Linked DNA regions of Homo sapiens: region 2 is linked to region 1. The links are chromatin loops, found by intact Hi-C in ENCODE. Cell type or tissue: chondrocyte. All regions are shown on one strand. Links, peaks and the distances in the headings refer to the core of each region. The heading gives the core; the rest is flanking DNA. Region 1 overlaps LOC105369625 (a long non-coding RNA gene). Region 2 overlaps VWF (von Willebrand factor).

Region 1 (13,984 bases), core at 3,740-11,739:
CTGAGTCATAGGTTCTGGTGTGTCACTAAGATACACTACTTGAACAAACCCTTTGCAATTAGATGAATGCTCTTCGTTAGCATATCAATGTCACAAAGTGTCATCCTGCATTTAGAAAAACTTGTGTGATGGAAAGGAAAAAGTAAAACTATCTCTGTTTGCAAATGACGTGATATTATATATAGAAAACCCTAAGGAATCTACAAAAATAATTAGAATCTACAAAAAATAATTAGAGCTATAAAACAGTTCAGCAGAGTTGCAGGATACAAGATCACTTACATTACTAGTTCCGGGCTCTTCTATGTACAAAAATCAGTTGCATTTCTATGCACTAGCAATGAATAACCTGAAAATGAAATTAAGAAGACCGTCTGCTTAGAATAGTATCAAAATGAATAGAATACTTAGGAATAAGCGTTTTTTTTTTTTTTTTTTTTTTTTTTTCTGGAGACGGAGTCTCACTCTTTCGCCCAGGCTGGAGTGCAGTGGAACCATCTCGGCTCACTGCAAACTCTGCCTCCCGGGTTCACGCCATTCTCCTGCTTCAGCCTCCCAAGTAGCTGGGACTGCAGGTGCCCGCCACCACGCCTGGCTAATTTTTTGTATTTTTAGTAGAGATAGGGTTTCACTGTGTTACCCACAATGGTCTCAATCTCCTGACCTCGTGATCCACCCGCCTCAGCCTCCCAAAGTGCTGGGATTACAGGCGTGAGCCACTGCGCCCTGCCAGGAATAAATTTAACCAAAGAAATGCAATAATTGTACACTGAAAAATATTGTTGAAAGAAATTAAACAAGGTCTAAATAAAATCAAAGGACAGCCTATGTTTATTGTCTAAAAACTTAATATTGTTAAGATGTTGATACCAAATTTATCTACAGATTCAATGCAATCTCTATAGAAACTGTCCCCCCAAACCCCAGAAATGGACACGCTGATCCTAAAATTCATACAGAATTGCATGGGACCTAAAATAAACAAAACAAACTTGAAAAAGAACACAGTTAAAGGATTCATACTTCCTAATTTTCAAAACTTACTACAAAGCTACTGTAATCAAGACGATGTGATATTGGCATAAGGATAGATAAACAGACGGATGGAACAGAATCCAGTCCACACACCGACAGAACAGAATCCAGTCCACACACGGACGGGAATAGAATCCAGTCCACACACGGACGGGAATAGAATCCAGTCCACACACCGACGGAACAGGATCCAGTCCACGCGCCGACGGAAGAGGATCTAGTCCACACGCCAACGGGAATAGAATCCCGTCCACACACCGACGGAACAGAATCCAGTCCATGCACCGACGGAACAGGATTCAGTCCACGCACCGACGGGAATAGAATCCAGTCCACACACCGACAGAACAGAATCCAGTCCACACACGGACGGGAATAGAATCCAGTCCACACACCGACGGAACAGGATCCAGTCCACACACCGACGGAACAGGATCCAGTCCACGCGCCGACGGAAGAGGATCTAGTCCACACGCCAACGGGAATAGAATCCCGTCCACACACCGACGGAACAGAATCCAGTCCATGCACCGACGGAACAGGATCCAGTCCACGCACCGACGGGAATAGAATCCAGTCCACACACCGACAGAACAGAATCCAGTCCACACACGGACGGGAATAGAATCCAGTCCACACACCGACGGAACAGGATCCAGTCCACACACCGACGGAACAGGATCCAGTCCACACGCCGACGGAAGAGGATCCAGTCCACACACCGACGGAACAGGATCCAGTCCACGCGCCGACGGAAGAGGATCCAGTCCACACGCCGACAGAACAGAATCCAGTCCACACACGGACGGGAATAGAATCCAGTCCACACACGGACGGGAATAGAATCCAGTCCACACACCGACGGAACAGGATCCAGTCCACGCGCCGACGGAAGAGGATCTAGTCCACACACCAACGGGAATAGAATCCCGTCCACACACCGACGGAACAGAATCCAGTCCATGCACCGACGGAACAGGATCCAGCCCACGCACCGACGGAAGAGGATCCAGTCCACACACCGACGGGAATAGAATCCAGTCCACACACCGACGGGACAGGATCCAGTCCACACACCGACGGGAATAGAATCCAGTCCACACACCGACGGAACAGGATCCAGTCCACACACCGACGGAACAGGATCCAGTCCACACGCCGACGGAAGAGGATCCAGTCCACACACCGACGGAACAGGATCCAGTCCACGCGCCGACGGAAGAGGATCCAGTCCACACGCCGACAGAACAGAATCCAGTCCACACACGGACGGGAATAGAATCCAGTCCACACACGGACGGGAATAGAATCCAGTCCACACACCGACGGAACAGGATCCAGTCCACGCGCCGACGGAAGAGGATCTAGTCCACACACCAACGGGAATAGAATCCCGTCCACACACCGACGGAACAGAATCCAGTCCATGCACCGACGGAACAGGATCCAGCCCACGCACCGACGGAAGAGGATCCAGTCCACACACCGACGGGAATAGAATCCAGTCCACACACCGACGGGACAGGATCCAGTCCACACACCGACGGGAATAGAATCCAGTCCACACACCGACGGAACAGGATCCAGTCCACGCGCCGACGGAAGAGGATCCAGTCCACGCGCCGACGGAACAGGATCCAGTCCACACACGGATGGAATAGAATCCAGTCCATGCACCAACGGAACAGAATCCAGTCCACTCATCTATGGTCGATTGACTTCTACCAACATTACCAAAACCATTCAGTGGGGGAAAGAATAGCCTTTTCAACAAATGATGCTGAAACAAATCGATGTCCACATGCAAAAGAATGAATTTGAACTCATATCATACCATACGTAAAACTTAACTCAAAATATATCAAAGATCTAAATGTGAGAGCTAAAACTATAAAAATCTGAGAAGGAAATATAGGTGGAGACTGGGCAACATAGTGAGACCCTGTCTCTACAAAATATAAAACAAAATTTGCCAGGCATGATGGTGTGCTTCTTGGGAGGCTGAGGTGGGAGGAGCACTTGAGCCTGGGAGGTTGAGGCTGCAGTGAGCCGACGTCGCACCACTGTACTCCAGCCTGGGCAGCGGAAGGAGACCCTGTCTCAAAAAAACAAAAAACAAAAAACGGAGAAACAGGTGAAAATCTCTATGATTTTGAATTAGGAAATGGTTTCTTAGAAATAAGCACAAGAATCAAAGAAAAAATAAGATAAATCAAACTTTACTAAAATTAAAAACATTGTAGGTTAAAGGATACCAACAAGATAGTGAAAAGACAATCCACAGAATGGAAGACTATATTTGCAAAATATCTACCTGATAAGGGCCTAACATCCAGAATACGCAAACAACTCTTTTTTTTTTTTTTTTTTTGAGATGGAATCTCGCTCTGTCTCTCAGGCTGGAGTGCAATGGCGCAATTTCGGCTCACTGCAACCTCCACCTCCTGGGTTCCAGTGATTCTCCTGCCTCAGCCTCTCGAGCAGCTGAGACTGCAGGTGCCCGCCACCACGCCCGGCTATTTTTTGTTGTTGTCGTTGTTGTTGTTATTTTAGTAGAGACAGGGTTTCACCATATTGGTCAGGCTGGTCTTGAACTCCTGAACTCAGGTGATCCACCCGCCTTGGCCTCCCAAAGTGCTGGGATTACAGGCGTGAGCCACCGTGCCCGGCCTATACAAAGAACTCTTACAACTCAACAGTCAAGACAACCCAATTTGAAAAATGAGCAAAGCATCTGAATAGTCTTCAAAGAAGATATAGAAATGGCTAATGAACACATGAGAGGATGGTCAACTTCATTAGTTATTAGGGAAATGGAAATCAAAACCACAATGAGATATCCCTTCACATCCACTAGGATAGCTATACAATAAAAAAAAGGAAAACAGGCGGGCGCGGTGGCTCACGCCTGTAATCCCAGCACTTTCGGAAGCCGAGGCGGGCAGATCACGAGGTCAGGAGAACGAGACCATTCCTGGCTAACACACAGGGAAACTCCATCTCTACTAAAAATACAAAAAAATTAGCCAGGGCGTGGTGGTGGGCACCTGTCGTCCCAGCTACTTGGGAGGCTGATGCAGGAGAATGGCATGAACCCGGGAGGTGGAGCTTGCAGTGTTGCAGTGAGCCGAGATGGCACCCCTGCAGTCCAGCCTGGGTGACAGAGCGAGACTCAATCTCAAAAAAAAAAAAAAAGAACCAAAAAACCAGTGTTGGTGTGATTATAGAGAAATCGGAGCCCGCATATACTGGTGGTGGGAATGTAAAGTGATTCAGCTGCTGTGGAATACAGTCTGGCAGCTCCTCAAAAAGTTAAATATAGAATCACCATATAACTCAGCAATTGCACTTGTTGGTATATATCTGAGAGAAGAGAAAACATGTTCACACAAAGACTTGTACATACATGTTCACAGCAGCATTATTCATAATACCAAAAAGTAGTAACAACCCCAACATCCATCAAGCAATGTGATGAATGAATGAACTAAATGTGGCATGTGTAGTCCCAGCTATTTGAGAGGCTGAGGCGGGAGGATCTCTTGAGCCTGGTAGGTTGAGGCTGCAGTGAGCCAAGATCACGCCACTACACTCCAGGCTGAGCAACAGAGTGAGAACCTTTCTTAAAAAAAAAAAAAAATTAGCCAAGGTAATTCAAATGTCCATCCAGTGATGTGATTAATGAATGAACAAAATGTGGCATAACCATACAATGGAATGTTATTCAGCCGTAAAGAGGAATGAAGTTCTGTTGCATACTACCACATGCATGAAGCTTGAAAACATTTTGTTAAGAAGCCAGTCAGATATTGTGTGATTCCATTTATATAAAATGTCCAGAATAGGCAAATCCATAGTGACAGAAAATAGATTAGCAGTTGCCAGGGGACAGCATAGGGAGAGAATTCGGACTAACTTTTTTTTTGTTTTTTAAATACGGTCTCACTTTTTCGCTCAAGCTGGAGTACAGTGGCACAATCAGAGCTCACTGCAGCCTCAACCTCCCAGGCTCAAGTGATCCTCCCACCTCAGGTGCACACCACCACACCGGGCTAATTATTTTATTTTTTGTAGAGATGGAGCTTGGGCATGTTGTCCAGGCTGATCTCAAACCCCTGAGCTCAAGCGATCTGCCTGCCTTGTTCTCCCAAAGTGTTGGTATTACAGGTGTGAGCCATTGTACCTGGTCTTTAAAATGGTGACTTTTTTTTTTTTTTTTTTTGAGATGGAGTCTTGCTCTGTCGCCCAGGCTGGACTGCAGTGGTGCGCTCTCGGCTCACTGCAACACTGCAAGCTCCGCCTCCCGGGTTCACGCCATTCTCCTGCTTCAGCCTCCCAAGTAGCTGGGACTACAAGGTGCCCACCACCATGCCTGGCTAATTTTTTGTATTTTTAGTAGAGACGGGGTTTCACCGTGTTAGCCAGGATGGTCTCCAACTCCTGACCTCATGATCCGCCCACCTCGGCCTCCCAAAGAGCTGGGATTACAGGCATGAGTCACCACGCCTGGCCTAAAATGGTGACTTTTAAATTATGTGAATTGTATCTCAATTAAAATGCCAAATTAAAACAAAACGCAGTTCACCTTTGCTCTCTAGGGTCAGAGTAGCTCATGGTGTGTGTGTGGGGTGGGGCGTTGGAGTGATGGGGAAGCATTCCCTTGTACATGCTGCCTGTTTCCACAAGACCATGTTGAAAGGAATGTGTCCTTCATGACTGCAGCCTGAGTCACACAAAAGCCATTTCAGTCTGTACATCAGGAGTTTTGCAGCCATAAAGAGGACTCTCGCTGGGCGCGGTGGCTCACGCCTGTAATCCCAGCACTTTGGGAGGCCGAGGTGGGCGGATCATGAGGTCAGGAGTTCAAGACCAGCCTGGCCAACATGGTGAAACCCCATCTCTACTAAAAATACAAAAAAAAAAAAAAATAGCCAAGCATGGTGGCACGCGCCTGTAATCCCAGCTACTCAGGAGGCTGAGGCAGGAGAATCACTTGGAGGTTGCAGTGAGCTGAGATCATACCACTGCACTCCAGCCTGGGCAACAGAGCGAGACTCCGTCTCAAAAAAAAAAAAAAAAAAAGGACTCTGCTAGTACATACACATCATGGTGATTGCTCTTGTGTGCTGGTTGCCATGGTTATGTGACATGCAACAGTGGCATTTGATAAAACTGCTTCTCTGTAAGTATTAATGTCATTAACCTCCCAGCTGGTTTGTCTGACTTCTTTGCCATCCAGTGACTTGCAGCTGTAAGAGTGAGGGCAGTTTTGAAGGATATGCTATATTCTTGCACAAAATTAAATTTTTATTCTGGGAAATGTTGCTTTCTGCTTATTCTGGAAAAAAAAATAAATCAGTAGACTCTGATTGTGACTGATACAAAAGATCTGATGACTTCGAGCCAAGATCTGACATTTCATAGCAGATAATTCACTGAGGACAAGGAGTGAATAGCCAGTAAAACCCAGTTTCTAGATACTCTCTGAGGTAGCTCTTCTCTACAGTTTCTCTTTGCTGCTTGGGCTAAATAATCATTTACATTTTTCCTTCTTCCTAGCACATACAGCTATTTTATATTCCCAGTGAAATCCTGTTCACTGTTTATGTGGATGACATTATTCTGAGCTGTCAGATGTATATTTTCATTTTCATTGCTACTCTGATGAGTCAGTGAAGCACTTTTGAGCCATTTAATAACTTTTGTAATTTGCAGATATTGCACAAGCATATGAATGCATAAAGCATATTTTAAAATATAAACAACAACATGCATAGGATGGAAAATAAGATTAGCCCAGGTGGCTGGGCACAGTGGCTCATGCCTGTAATCCCAGCACTTTGAGAGGCTGAGGTAGGAGGATTGCTTGAGCCCAGGAGTTGGAGACCAGCCTGGGAAACATAGTGAGACCTTGTCCCCACAAAAAATAAAATTAGCCAGGCATGGTGGTACATGCCTGTGGTCCCAGCTACTTGGGAGGCTGAGGTGGGAGGATCTCTTGAGCCCCGGAGGTTGAGGCTGCAGTGAGCTGAGACTGAGCCTCTGCACTCCAGCCTGGGCAACAGAGTAAGACCCTGTTTCAAAAAACAAACAAGCCAACAAAAGGATTAGTCAAGGTAATTCAAGCAGTCCTGGAAACCCCTTGTGCCAATTTTAAGATTGTAATAATTATTAAAAACATAATCATTATTAGAACGTAATGATATTTCTGTCACAGCCATAATCGCTGTCATTTTTCAGATCTGTGAAAAGTAGAGGAACAAAATTGTTGATCACTTTGTCCTCTGAAACTATCTGTCTACCTGAGGACCTGTTGAGTAAACTGTCCTTGGGCCTCACTCTGAGAAACATTTCACTGCCTTAAGAGATATCAAATTCCTAAGAGATGGGCTGTGGGGAAGATGACTGAAGGACAGATGGGTGTACAAATCTGGAGGCTTGAGGGGAGACAGAGTGGACTCCGGCATTTTCCGAGTCCTACATTTCTTCCTCTGGCCTGGGAGTACGCAGCAATGATTATGATCTACCACCAGAGGGCACTGTGGCACTAGGGACGCCAGCCTTGGACCCCCCTGGGTCTGGCGTTCCTATTCTTCTCCACGTATTCTTGACGGCTACCCAAAGAGCTTTCAGCTCTTTAACCACATTAATTTCGTTTCTTTCCTTACATTCAGGGTTCTTAACCTGGCAACCATGGTAGGACTTTTTATGGTCAGTGAACCTCAGAATTTATATATATATGTCTGAGTAAGTGTATATACCTCTATCTAGAGGTAGTTTATAGTTGTAATCAAGTTCTCAAAGGTGTATGTGACCGTCTTCTCCCACCAAAAGTCAAGAATTATTGCCTAAGTAGTAGTATCCCCTTGAAGGGGTAGAATACAGTGATGTTAGGGACCAGTTGGTTGACCAGGGGAAAACACTTTTTATAGGTTATTTAATACAAGCCTCAAACTACCTTGCAAGATGTCTCCATTTTACCAATGAAGAGCCTGAAGTTCAAAGAGGCTAAAGATTGCCCGGGTCACACAGCTAGGAAGTGGTGAGGCTGGGGTTCAGTTCCTGGAGTGTCCAGCTCTGCGCTGTTGCTGCACTGAGAGAGAGCCTCACCCATTCATCAGCAAAGATGTGGAAGGCACCAAGGACATGTCCAGAGCTGTGCTGGGTGCTGAGGACAGTCTGGCGACCAAGCAGCGTTGGTTCCTGCCTTCGGGGGGCTTCATGCCTGGAGGAGGTGGTGACGGCGGTCGTGGGGGTTGGAGATAGACACTAAACACACAAGCGTGTAGCTACACACTGGGAACTGTGCTCCAAAGAAATGAACAGGGCACAGCAGAGACGGTGGGGAAACCTGCAGGTACACTGGCTAGGGGAGGCCTGTCCGAGGAAACAGCATATTAGCTCAAGGTGAAGCCGGGACTGTCTTCAGGGAGGGAGAGCCCGGCCTGGCTGGGCAGGGGGTGCAGTCAGCAGGGCTTTCTAGGCCAGGTCAGTAATTCAGACTTTATTCTAAGGGAAACAGTACACCATCGTGGAGTTTAAAACAAGGGAGAGGCTGGGCCAGTGGCTCACGCCTGTAATCTCAGCACTTTGGGAGGCCAAGGCAGGTGGATCACCTGAGGTCAGGAGCTCGAGACCAGCCTGACCGACATGGTGAAAGCTGAGGCGGGAGAATCACTTGAACCCGGGAGGCAGAGTGAGCCGAAATCACGCCATTGCACTGCAGCCTGGGCGACAGAGCAAGACTTCCTCTCAAAGAACCAAAAAGTAAAAGCAAGGGAGAAAGAAACTTGAGCTAATTTATGGGTTTTTCTTTTTAATAATGGCAAAAAAAAACAACATAAAATGTACCATCCTAACGTTTTTTTTTTTTTTTTTTTTTGACGGACTTTCGCTCTTGTTGCTCAGGTTGGAGTGCAATGGCGTGATCTCCGCTCACCACAACCTCCGCCTCCTGGGTTCGAGTGATTCTCCTGCCTCAGCCTCCTGAGTAGCTGGGATTACAGGCATGCGCCACCATGCCCAGCTAATTTTGTATTTTTAGTAGAGATGGGGTTTCTCCAGGTTGGTCAGGCTGGCCTCAAACTCCTGACTTCAGGTGATCCACCCGCCTCAGCCTCCCAAAGTGCTAGGATTACAGGCGTGAGCCACTATGCCTGGCCCCATCTTAACCATTTTTAAGGGTACATTTCAGTTGTGCTAAATGCGTTCACACTGCAGTGCAACCTATTTCCAGAACTCTTTGCACCTTGCCAAGCTGAAAGTCTGAACCCATTAAACAATAACCCCCCATTCTCCTCTCCCCCGGGCAACCGCCATTCTACTTCTGTCTCTGTGATCTTGACGATGCTAAGTGGAATCATACAGTGCTTGTCCTTGGCTTATTTCACTTTGCATAATGTCCTCACTGTTCATTCATGTTATAGCATGTGTCAGAATTTCCTTCCTTTTTAAGGCTGAATAATATTCCACTGTATGTAGCATTTTGTTTATCCACTCATCTGCTGATGGACACTGGGAAGATTCCTTTTTTTGTTTTTTTGTTTTGTTTTGTTTTGTTTTTGCAGCAGAGTCTCACTCTGTTGCCCAGGCTGGAGTGCCGTGGCACAAACATAGCTCACTGCATCCTCAACCTCCTGGGCTCAAGTGATCCTCCTGCGTCAGCCTCCCGAGTAGCTGGGACTACAGGCAAGCACCACCACACCAAGCTAATTTTTTAAATTAAAAAAAAAAAATTTTGTACAGACAGAGCCTTGCCATGTTGCCCAGGCTGGTCTTGAACTCCTGGGCTCAAGTGATCCTCCTGCCTTGGCCTCCCAAAGTGCTGGGATTATGGGTGTGAGCCACTGTACCCTGGCAGATTCCATCTTTTGGCTGCTGCAAATAACGCTGCTATAAACCTGGGTGTACAGGTATCTCTTTGATACCCTGCTTTCAAGTTTTTTTTTATTTTTAATTAATGTTTTAGAAATTATAAAATACATGAACATGGTACAAATTCCAGAATCACTCTGGCTGGGGTGGAGGAGAGATTGGGCGCAGTGAAAAGTGCAAGGGTGTTCTGTGGTGTGGGTCACAGTGGGGCTGGCCTGTCATGTGGTGTGGGCCTGCTGATGGGACGGGTGGACAGTGAGGCTCTGTTTTAAGGTCCTGGAGGCTTTCAAGTGGTGAGGTCAAGTAGGCAGTCAGGTATGAGTCTTGAGCTGAATGGAAGTCTGTGCCGGAGAGAGACTTTGGGAGTCAAGGTGCTGGGGATGGTATCTAAGGTAAGCGATGGCCTAGGCCTAGGCAGATTGCAAATGGAGAGGAAGGGGGCCGAGACCAGCCCCTGATGCTTAGAGTTGGGTGGAGGAGGCACAGAGTGGGAGGAAAAGCAGGAGGCTCAGTGCCAGGAGCTGACTGAGCAGGGAGCGGCCTACAATGGAGGCGACCACTGTGAAGGACGATGGGGAGAGGACGAGGCACCCACTGTGCTCGGCAGGCAGCGCAGAGGCTGTTGGTGACTTGGACAAGAGCAGTTTCAGCCCAGCCGGGAGGGAGTGGCAGAGGCCAGAGGGAGTGCAGCCTCGTGAGCAGGCAGCTCCGGAGAAGCTGGGCTCTGAAAGACAGCAGAGAAACGGGGCGCAGTCGTGAGTGAGGGGGAGGTGGAAAGGAGGGAGCTTTGGGTGATCGTTTTGGCTTTTTAAGATGCCCGTGTTACCAAATGCATGTTTTTTGTTTGTTTTGTTTTGTTTTGAGACAGTCTCACTCCTTCACCCAGACTGGAGTGCAGCAGCACGATCTCGGCTCACTGCAAACTCTATCTCCTGGGTTCAAGCGATTTTCCCGCCTCAGCCCCCAGAGTAGGTGGGATTACAGGCGAGCGCCACCACGCCCGGCTAATTTTTGTATTTTTAGTAGAGATGATTTCCCCCCGTTGGCCAGGCTGGTCTCGAACGTCTAACCTCAGGTGGTCTGCCCGCCTTGGCCTCCCAAAGTGCTGGGATGACAGGTGTGAGCCACCGCACCCAGCCCCCAAATGCATGTTTTGATGCTGAAGGGAAGATCTGGCAGGGAGAGGGTAAAGATGCAGTCAGCAGAGTGGGGACACATGAGAGGACAGAGTCCAGAGTGCCTGTGGACAGCTGGCTTTTGGGGGCCCCTCTTTTGTGCTATCAGGAAAGAAATAGGAGGCGGGGTCTCATGTAAGTGGTGAATTTGGCCTTAGGAAGTTAAGAAAGTTCTTGTCTGATGACTCTACATCCCCCACGAAGGGAGCAGTGTGTCAGCTGAAATAGGGGGCGTGGTTGGGGGAGAAGAGTTCTAGGCCACTGGAGACTGTGCATGGTGGCCACAGCGGAGAGTGGGCGAGAACCAACTTCACAAACATCTTAGGTCTGTTGGTGCCACTGGGAGCCCACTGGAGGGTGACGACAAGAAGTGACAGTGCCCTCATCTGCTCTGGTGGTTGTGTTTCCTCCACCAATGCTGGGCGCTGTTGGTGTGGCCTGGAGCGGTTCATCTGGGGCAAGGCTTTGTCAGGAGAGTATGACGGGAGGGAGAGAGAGGGAAGGGAATGGGGGACTTCTGCAAAGGAGTGGCTCTCATGAGGAACCCTTGTCTCTCTACTGGTTGAAGTGAGAGGAGAAACCAGAGGAGGGATGGCCTTGGGGGACAGGTGGACAGAGAGGGGGATGGAGACAGGGCCTCGGAGGTAGGTCAGTTTCAGGTAAAGGACAAGGTCAGGATGTGCCCCAGGAGTGGGAGGCTGGGGTGGAGGAAGTGGTCAGCAGAGCAGAAGAGGACAAGGAACAAGGAGGCCCTGGTGGCAGACAGGTCCCCCGCGCGGATGAGGAGGCTGCCTAGAATAATGAGAGGAGTGGGTGCAGAGCAAGACGGGAGCCAGGGGCCGAGCAGGAGGCCAGAGGAAGACAGCGACGAGGAGAGAGCGCTGGAATGGGATGCCCTGAAAGGATGTTCATGAGGGGGTGCGGTGGGGGTGGGGGTGGGGCGTAACTTCTGGAAGCAGCCATGTGGAGCCTGGAGGACACCAACCTCATTTCCTGCCCCTAAGGTGTGTGGGGAATGTGAGAATAAGATCAAGGCTAGATTTGAGGAAGAATTTTCTGACCCCATAGGATATGAGGCATGAAGACTGGCCACTAAAGGAACGCTAGGAAGTATCTCTTTTCTTTCCGGGGAGGTTTAGGACCAGAACTGACTCCCACCCCCACTCCTTCACTTCCTTCTCCTCCAGTCTTTTGGAGGTCTGTTAGGCACTGCCTGGCATCCTTTGGTCTAGGTTTCGTTCACTGAACAAACCTATTGAGCCCCAGGAGCTGGCCATTCTAGGAACTGGAGACACAGCAGGAACAAAACAGAAGGAGGAGTTCACCTCCCAGCAGAGGGTTTGTTTAGGTTTGTTCTTGGTGCAAAGCTATCCAAAGGGAGAGTTACTCATGGGTGCTGGAATTGGGATGTGGAGTGAGTTCAGAGAGTGAGTCACTCTTGCTGCCTAGGGGTGGGGAAAGGTGGAGTGGCAGTGGCCGGAAATGGAAAAAGGCCAGAACTTGGTGTTTGAGGACTGGGGCTGTGTGGCCTTGAGCAAATCATTTGTTTTTCCTGTTGCTGACCTGGAAAGCAGGGAAGAGTCCCTCATTCCCCACATTGCTGTGGAATTAAATGAATGTGTTGCTCAAATAACTAAGAGCTATGCAAATGATCCTTATGCCATTCCTTAAGTCTTCACTCCCTTCTCCTAGTATGGGCACAACAATAGCAGCCCCCTCCCGCCCACGGTAGGTGTATTAAATACAAAACTATGCACAAAGGCTCAGCACAATGGTAGGTGGCACCGGGTAAGTGCTGGTCACCCTCGTTAGTCCAGTCTCTGTTCAACGCCAGTGAATTTGCCACCATCTCAGGACCCAGCTCCACCGGGAAGGAGAAATGGGTAACTGTCCCAGGCAGAGGGCTGTGAGTCAGGGTGCTGGGGCCAGGCATGGATCTGCTGGGCACTCACATTCAGGACCTTAGTCCCTTGCGGATGACAGTGGAGGAGGAAGCCCCCCGATGAGGAAGGCTTTTCTGCCTGCTTCCTTCTCCCTTGCACCCCAGAGCCCCTCATCCATCCATTCATTTCGTACATTGTGGGACTATGCGGGCAAACGGGGCTTACAAGTCAGGATCGGGTGGAGAGCAAGACAGAGGAGGCCACTGCTCTCAAGGGCCTGCCGACCAGGCGCAGGATCAGGTCACTCGCCATCTCCCTGGAAGCTAAGGGCTATTTCTGGTCTCTCCTCTGCAGGCTGGGTGGGTAGTTGGGCTGTTCCAGCTTCCAGTTCCCACTTGGCCTTGGCTTGGGGTACCAGGAGAGGGCCCTGAAACTCATTTTTTAGAAGCAGAAGTGGGCGCGGGGGCAGTGGCTCATGCCTATAATCCCAGCGCTTTGGGAGCCGAGACCGAAGGATGGGCTGAGGCCAGAAGTTCCAGACCAGCCTGGACAACACCGCAATACCCGGCCTCTACAAAAAACGAAACAATTAGTCGGGTGTGGCGGCGCGCCCCTGTGGTCCCAGCTACCCAGGAGGCAGAGGCGGGAGGATCGCTTGAGCCTGGGACGTGGAGGTTGCAGTGAGCCGACATCGCGCCACTGCGCTCCAGCCTGGGCGACAGAGCGAGACCTCATTATCTACAAGAAAATGGAAAAATACTCCAATGCACCCCATATGTCCTTGGATTCCCGGGTTGCCGCCGATTGGCGCTTTCTCGCCAGAGCTCAAAGCCAGCTCGGCGCTCCGAGGAGGGCGCGGACGGGGCGGGGCGGGGCACCCCGGCTGCGCTTCCGCGCGTGGCCGCGAGGGGGCGCGGCAGGACGGGGCTGCCAGGGCGGCCGCGGGTGAGTCAGGGCGGCGCCAGGATGAGTCAGCCCTCCGTGGGCTTACCGCGCCCCCTCCGCCCCTGGCTTCCC
Region 2 (8,000 bases), core at 1-8,000, 320 kb after region 1:
GTTGCCTATGGGTTCTCTTCCCTGTGTTCTCCCCTCCCCACCTTTTAGTGCTTCTGCTCCCATGTGCCCTGGATGGAGGCAGGTTTTGTTTCTTCTCCCCAGGGTCAAGGTCCAGCTCAGATCAGGGGCTGCCCCATCCTGGTGGGGCTGAGAGCTGGTCCCTTTGCGCTCAGTATTCCTGCCCCTTTCCCCATCTCTCATCTCCCTTCAAGGCCTACCCCACCCTGCCCCTCATCAGTGTTTGCAAAGCATAAGGTGACCTGGGCTTCTCTCCTCTACCTCAAGTCTCCATCTTACCTAAAAGACTTGGGTGTTGGCAATGGCTTTGCTGCTGAACCATGTCAGGGGTCAGCGGGGGGTGGTGGCAATGGGTCCTCTTAATGAGCCAGTGGCCAAGGCTCAGTGAGTGAGTAATCAGAGGAGGGAGAAGTCTGGAGGGTGGAATCAGGCCTGCAGTGGGAAGATTTGGCCACAGGGAGTCAGGAGTGGGGGGTGAAGAGAATGGCTGCAAGTGTTTGGCATTTTCTACACCTCATCTGGAAGGAGAAGAAATAAGCAGGCACCAGGAGAAGTAGGTCAGGGCCTGAGATGGCGGCAGAGGGCACCTAGTTACATATCTGGGTGCTGGCCGACACAGAGGGCACTCGGAGTGACATTTTCTGGGGAAGATCCTCCTGGTGACTTTTCTGAACCATGGTCTTGGGCCCTTTCAGCTTCTTGCCCGTGGTGACAACCCTTGGGGTCAGGCTACCCATGTGCAGTCTTCGTGGACAGATTGCAGGGCTGCAGGGGTCCCAGGCCAGCCTTCCCGGGCTTCTGCCAGCTCCCTGTCTCCCCTTACCATGGGAAGTGGCACCAGCCTGGGAAATGGGTTGAGCTTCCCGGCTGCACCTTCCCACTGATGGCCCACAGTGCTGCTTCTTGGCCGGAGTATCTGAGCTCAGCTCAAACCAATGCTGAGGAAGGGAGGGTGAGTCCCCTGGCTTCTCCAAGGTGCTTGCCTGGGTGCCTCAGTCAGGTGATTTTGACCCAAACTGTTTGAGTGGTGCTCACTGAGACGAGCCCCACTCATCCCCTCCGTGGGCCCTACCCTGTGGTGGGACTTACATGTTAAGCCAGGCTTCACGTCTAGAAACCACCTTCCTGAGAGAAGAGCACATTCCCAATGGGACCCTGGGCTCCAGCCCTGCCCCAGCTTGTTGGACTAACTCTGGTGCCCTGCAGGTCGGCTCCCAGTGGGCCTCCCCGGAGAACCCCTGCCTCATCAATGAGTGTGTCCGAGTGAAGGAGGAGGTCTTTATACAACAAAGGAACGTCTCCTGCCCCCAGCTGGAGGTCCCTGTCTGCCCCTCGGGCTTTCAGCTGAGCTGTAAGACCTCAGCGTGCTGCCCAAGCTGTCGCTGTGGTAAGGCATGCAGGCTGGGGCTGGGCTGGACCGGGCACCACCTTTAAGCCTCTCTTTCCACTTTTGGCTCCTGAATTCTTTGCCTTTTTAGCAACTTAGGGAAATGGATAGGACCGAAATCTTCCCATCTGCTCCTACTGCTTTTATGAGAAAGCAAATTAAATGGGAAAACCATAGGAATTTCCTGAAGATCACTACATGGCAAGACTGGGATTCGGCCCTAGGCTTCTCTGATTTGGAGACCACCTTTGAAATGCTGTGACGTTTCACCCAGGGGAAGGCGTTCAACTTGCCACCCCAACGCTGCCAACAAACAGAAAAATGGCAACAACAACAAAAACTAGTTCTTTCTACCATATCCTGCTCTGAATTTTATTTATTTGTTTGTTTGTTTGTTTGAGGCAGATTCTCACTCTGGAGTGACTGGCGCTATCTCTGGATAGGCTAGAGTGCAGTGGCACTATTTTGGCTCACTGCAACCTTGGCCTCCTGGGTTCAAGCACTTTTCCTGCCTCAGCCTCCAAGTAGCTGGGATTACAGGCGTGCGCCACCACACTCGGCTAATTTTTGTATTTCTAGTAGAGATGTGGTTTTGCTATGTTGGCTGGGCTGGTCTTGAACTCCTGACCTCAAGTGATCTGCCCACCTCGGCCTCCCAGAGTGCTGGGATTACAGGCATGAGCCACTGTGCCTGGCCACTGAATTCTTGAAACTGAAATTTTCAAGAGTAGCGTTTCATTGTTTCATAAACCCAAACATCCTCCCATTCATCCCATCTCTTAAATGTAAATTCACATAAGCAAGCGCTGTCACTTGGAGAACGTACGGGGCTCTTCTCATTGTGGGCTGCATGGGGAAGGGAGGCCGCTGTGGGCTCCAGCAGTAGGACCCCCAGCGCTGGGTTGTGGGGTGGGGGGAAAGGGCCGACCGATACAGGAGGGAGGCCCAGACACGGAGGAGGAGCCCCAAAGAGAGCAGCCTGCTCGCCGGTCTCACCAGGGTGTGTTTTGCCCACTCTCACTCTGCACTTTTCTCTCCCCCAGAGCGCATGGAGGCCTGCATGCTCAATGGCACTGTCATTGGGGTGAGCCGCTGTCCTCTTCTCCAGAGCAAGTGGTGGGGACAGGGAAGGGGGTACTGTGGGAAGGGGAGCAGGCAAGTCATTGTAAAGCAGAAATGAAGGAAACCAGAGAGACCCAACCCCAGCTTTCCACTGCCTGTGGGACGTGCCTGGCATCATGGAGCCCAGGCTAGGACCATCTTCCTGACTCTCCGGGCCTGTCTCACACTCACTTCCTGGCCCCCACCTCAGGCACCTGTGCATTTCTTCTGTGTGCAGAGAAGCACTCTGAAGTCATTGTGCACGTTTTAGTTTGTCCCCTCTGCCACTACCTGGGCTGCCTCTTTGGCATGAAAGTTCTCACTCTTACCATCTTGATACTGGAGGTGGGAGGACGGGAAGGCAGTGGGCCATAGGAGACAGGAGGAGCAGCAGAGCGATGGCTCATGGGAGCTATGGGTGGGTGGGCAGGAGACAGGGTATGAGAGTGAGGTGAGTGGGGGGTTGGGGGATGCTGGGGGGCCTGACCCTGGTGCCTCTGCTTCCAGCCCGGGAAGACTGTGATGATCGATGTGTGCACGACCTGCCGCTGCATGGTGCAGGTGGGGGTCATCTCTGGATTCAAGCTGGAGTGCAGGAAGACCACCTGCAACCCCTGCCCCCTGGTAAGAGAGGCTCAATGGGGACCGAGGGCATGGACTGGACGCGTGTGGGACCCAGGCAGTGGGACCTCACTGCGGTCTTTAAATAAATAAATCTCTCATTATTTTCTGATTATAAACAATAATTGACAATAATAAAGAAGAGACTAAAAATCACCCACCCAAACTGCATGCCTCAGAAATAATTATAATTTTAGTTTTATAAGTTGCAAACATTTTCTTCCTGAGTTTTCAGAATAAACACAGTATTTGCCAGGCTTATGATACTATGTTTACAATTCTGTATCCCTTTATGTATTTTAAGAAACAGCACCACCGTTCTTTGAAAATATTAAAAATTAGTCAACAAATATTTATCAGACACCTCCTATGTGCAAGGCTCTACACAACATTCCTTTGAATGGATGTGCCTCGTGTATACAACCAAGCTATTATTGCGGGACATTTGGATGGTTTCAAATATTTCACCCTGTTTTTGCCAGGCCATGCTGACGATGCTTGTTCTGAATACTTCCTTGAGGTGGTTCTGAGAGGTGGACTCCTCGTTCCTAGTTTGGGAGATGAAACTGGCATTCCGTGGGTTTCAGCTGTGACTTTTAGTAACACCTCACTGGGAAGTTTTGAGCCCATGGCGGCAGGGCAGGGCCTGCAAGCTCAGGAGGGGCCTTGGCTTCTTCCTCAAGCTCCCTTCTGGATGTGGGGCTTCTGCTGTTTTAGAAAATGCCATTGGTCAGAGGAGTCTCTTGTGAGCTAGATGCATGAACTATGGCGATGGCTTTCTCAGAGGGTACAGGGAAGTGCTTGTCTCCCTCAGCTCGGTGAGACAGTCGGGGCTGCAGCAAGGTGGAGAGGAGCCTCTTATAAGCAGGCAGCACAGTGGCCAGAGGGGAGGGGGTGGGGGCCAAGAGGTCGTGCAGGTGCGTTTTACACTGTTGAGGACAAGGGACAGGTAGATGTTCTACATCTGTGTTCTTCATGGCAATTAGAGGTATCATGCTCAAAGTATGGGCTTAATAAAAGAAGTATGGAGCGGATGGGTCTGTAGGAGACACAGCTGTTTCTGAGAGAATGATTCAGAGAGAGCATTCCTTAATTAGGAAGAAGGTAAGTATGTGGTTTTCCTTTTGCTTATTTTTTAAAAATCCCAGTTGATGTTTTAGGATTTGGGGCCCAGTTGTGTGCACACGTGTGTGTGTGCGTGTGTGTGTGTGTATTGTGTAACAACCCTCCTAGAACACATCTGGGCTTCCATATGGAACGAAACAATGCTGCCTGGAGTCGTGTGGCATCCCTTTTTCCTGGGATGTCCACTGAAGTCCAATCAGGGCAGTCAGGAGACAGCAGGCCGCCCACCTCAATGCCAGCCTGTGGAGACGGCACTGCAGCCTGCTCTCTGGAGGGCAGGCCCGCTCACTCCCTGCAGTGCCCTCTGGTGTTCAGAGGGAGCCACAGCCGCTTCCTCCGTATCTGGAGAAATCCACCTTTAGAATCCAGTCTCAGATGTAGGTTTCCAAATACTCAAAAATCCATGGCCCCATTTGGCCTGTGTATTCTTCTTCTTTTTCTCCAGAATTCTGGTATCTCCCAGGGGAGTGCAAGCCACCTCCTCTCTCTTGAGATCCCTTAGATTCGCCCTCCCTCTATGCATCTCTCAAGCCTTGCTGAATCCGGCCTCTGCTGATCCCGTTCTAGCTCAGCGTCCTCCGCTAGTCTTACTACGTCTTCTGCCACGAAGGGTCTCTGGGACACCTCCTGGGTTGGGGGTAGCTGTGGTGAATTAGGTCTAGGTAGGTCGGCTTGAACTGCCCACGTTGGGCTGAAGTGCCAGTGTTGCCCGAGATGTGAGTCTTCCGTTGCCTCCCAGGGAAGCCAGTGCTCTTACCTAAAGGGAGAGCAGCAGGAGGCAGTTTGTGCTGACAAGTGGTTGAGATGAGGCTTGACAGCTGACTGCTCAAAGAAAGCATGAGGAAGAGAGGTCACTCTGCTGTGGAACCCTGGAAAGGCGTCCCGGAGGAGGGCAACCCTGAGTGGACCTTGAGCAATGAATGGGTTGAATGTCGAATAGACCTTCCAGGGAAGGGCATGGTGAATGAATAACCGGCAGCCAGAAGCCGGGGTGAGAAAAGGGAAACACGGGGAGATGGATGGAAGGGCTGCGAGCCGTCGATGAAATACATGGAAAGGGGCCCTGAGGGGTGTGCAAGGCAGTTTTAGGAGGACAACTGTGTGAGGAAAGCAGGACTAATTGGCTGCTCAGACCTAAACAAGTGAACTCTGGGGCTGGCTGGGAACTTGCTCAGCAGGAGGAGGAAGAGGCTGCTCCTGAGAAGGATGTTTCCTGCGGTGATCAAATGTTCTGGGGAAAACCCAAAGGGCAGCTCTGCCCTCCCCTTGAACGGGGAAATGTGGAACACATACCCCCAGCCAGCAGCAGCCAGGAAATCCAGCAGTGCCCAAACAAGTCCTGTCCATCGTGTGCAGCTGTGGTCTGGCCCTGCCGGGTAGGAGACATGCTGCAGAGCAGGCTGTTCCCTCCATTCACTTCCATGCTCTCTCCTCCCTCCCTTGCTTCTTCCAAGCCCCTGCCACACCCTTAACACTGTTGCCCCCTTCGGCTTATTTTCTGCCTCCTTTCCCTTTTCTTCCAAATCTTTCTTCTCGCATAACTGCCCTCCACCTTTCCTTTTCTTGGCCTAACTTTGCCCTCTGCCTCCTGCTGTGGGGATTTTGCCTCCCTGACTGCCCTGTCCTCACTGGCTTTTCCTTCTGCCTGCTCCTGAAGACACGCCAAGTTCATGGCTTGATTTATGAGAGCAAATGGTTTAAATTAATCTCTGAGCAAGCTTACTGACTCCTAACCTTGACCTTGGGACAGGTCGTCTGTCTGGGTGCTCCAAATTGACTTGGTGATTCATAATAGAAAAGCCTCAGGACCCCAATGAATGGATCTCTGAATGGTGATCACTAAATGTGGCAAAATGAGAAAAAGAATGACAACAGAGTTGGTTTCTCACAAAGCTAAATTGATTCTTTAAAAAATTCTGGGATTATGTGATTACGTTCTTTCTGTTTTTTGGGGGTACGAAGGTGGAAAGGGTCAAAAGAACTATAATTTGTTTTTCTTCTGAAAGCAAAGCTAATAATTTTTAGGGAATGATGAGACAGTAGATGGTAGCTTGGTAGCTTTTTGTATGTATGTATGCATGTATGTATGCATGTATGTATGTATGTATGTATGCATGTATGTATGTATGTATGTATGTATGTATTTTTAGACAGAGTCTCTCTCTGTCGCCCAGGCTGGAGTGCAGTGGTGAGATCTCGGCTCACTGCAAGCCCCGCCTCCCAGGTTCACGCCATTCTCCTGCCTCAGCCTCCTGAGTAGCTGGGACTACAGGCGCCCACCGCCATGCCCAGCTAATTTTTTTCTTTTTTTTGTATTTTTAGTAGAGACGGGGTTTCACCGTGTTAACCAGAATGGTCTCAATCTCCTGACCTCGTGATCTGCCCACCTTGGCCTCCCAAAGTGCTGGGATTACAGGCGTGAGCCACTGCGCCTGGCTGCTTTTTGGTTTTTATTTTATTAAAATTGTTTAAAACACTCTTACTTTGCAAAATAAAAAGTTGCCAGCCCTGTTTTTCTCCCAGTCCTGTGTCTCGAAGCTGCTTCTTTGTCCGATGCAGATATAAATAAGGCGCTCTTACCTTATGCCGCTTCAACAAGTCCCTAGCTGCGCTGAGCTATGATTGCACCACTTGCCCTCCAGCCTGGGTGACAGAGCGAGACCTTGTCTCAAAAACGAAACAAAACAAACAGGAAAACAAGTTCCTAGCTGAACTTACCTCCTCTGTGAGTGTAGGGGTGCCAAGTAGGGGCCAGATGCTGGGGATACAAGAGAACAGCAGAGACACAATTTGCAACTTACCATGCTTCTCAGGGAGAAGTTTTTTCCAGCATTCTATGGGAGTTCCAGTTACTTCCTCACCAATGCTTGGTATTGTCATGCTTTTCAATTTTAGCCATTGTGAAGTGATATCTTCTAGCATTTTTTCCTTACTGCTTCTCTAATTTCAGAATCTTCTAGTATTTTAAATTTGCATTTCTCTGTTGGCTAATGATGTGGAGCATCTTACATACTTATTGGCCATATCATCTTTTGTGATGTGTTTGTTCAAGCTTTTGGCCATTTTTAAATTGGGTTGTTTGCCCTTTAATGATTGATTATGAGTTTTTTTCTGTATTTTGGATACTAGTCCTTTATAAGGTATCTAATGAAATATTTTCTTTCAGCCAGTGGCTCAGCTTTTATTTTTCTTAATTGTGTCTTTTGAAGATCAGAAGTTTAATTTCGATAAAATTCAGTTTATAGATGTTTTTCTTTTATGGTTAGTGCTTTTTATGTCCTGTTTAAGAAGTTTTTGTCCATTCTAAGGTCATGAAGATAGTATCCTATGTTTTCTTTTAGAAGCATTATAGTTTAGTTTTACTTTTAGGTCTATGATCCATGAGGAATAAATTTTAAATGTGGTATAAAGTAGGGGTCTCCCATGTGGCTATCCAGTGGGTCCAGCACCATTTGTTGAAAGATGATCCTTTCCTCATTAAATTATGTCGGTGCCTTTGTAAAAAATGAATTGCTGGCCGGGCGTGCTGGCTCACGCCTGTAATCCCAGCACTTTGGGAGGCTGAGGCAGGTGGATCACCAGGTCAAGAGATCAAGACCATCGTGGCTAACATGGTGAAACCCCTTCTCTACTAAAAATACAAAAATTAGCTGGGGGTGGTGGCAGGTGCCTGTAATCCCAGCTACTCAGGAGGCTGAGGCAGGAGAATCACTTGAACACTTGAACCCAGGGGGCAGAGGTTGCAGTG

The links. Hi-C counts contacts between places; a loop is a spot of excess contacts. Peaks named below come from ENCODE experiments on the same cell type or tissue, not always from the same donor. Only the 100,000 strongest peaks of a DNase experiment are listed, where the experiment ranks them.
Region 2: a loop joins it to region 1, with 9 times the contacts of the local background. A loop is called at or near these places in 3 of 110 quality-filtered maps.

What each region holds. Positions count from the first base shown.
Region 1 is chr12:6,278,776-6,292,759 of GRCh38, reverse strand. All of the region lies in intron 2 of LOC105369625 (a long non-coding RNA gene), which reads left to right. Among named protein-coding and RNA genes, the nearest start is that of PLEKHG6, 25 kb to the left of the region's middle. RefSeq lists enhancers at 11,132-11,631, 12,463-12,757 and a silencer at 13,767-13,984. In chondrocyte, for the core only: CTCF peaks have their summits at 4,290, 7,328 and 7,568 (motif pointing right); DNase peaks (open chromatin) are centred at 8,319 and 10,499.
Region 2 is chr12:5,962,616-5,970,615 of GRCh38, reverse strand. It overlaps VWF (von Willebrand factor), which reads left to right. Exons shown (of 52, transcript NM_000552.5): 45 at 1,225-1,405; 46 at 2,449-2,489; 47 at 3,014-3,130. Among named protein-coding and RNA genes, the nearest start is that of ANO2, 21 kb to the right of the region's middle. RefSeq lists enhancers at 436-1,049, 2,322-2,823 and a silencer at 4,429-4,615. In chondrocyte, for the core only: CTCF peaks have their summits at 530, 4,362 and 4,570 (motif pointing left); DNase peaks (open chromatin) are centred at 1,248 and 4,520.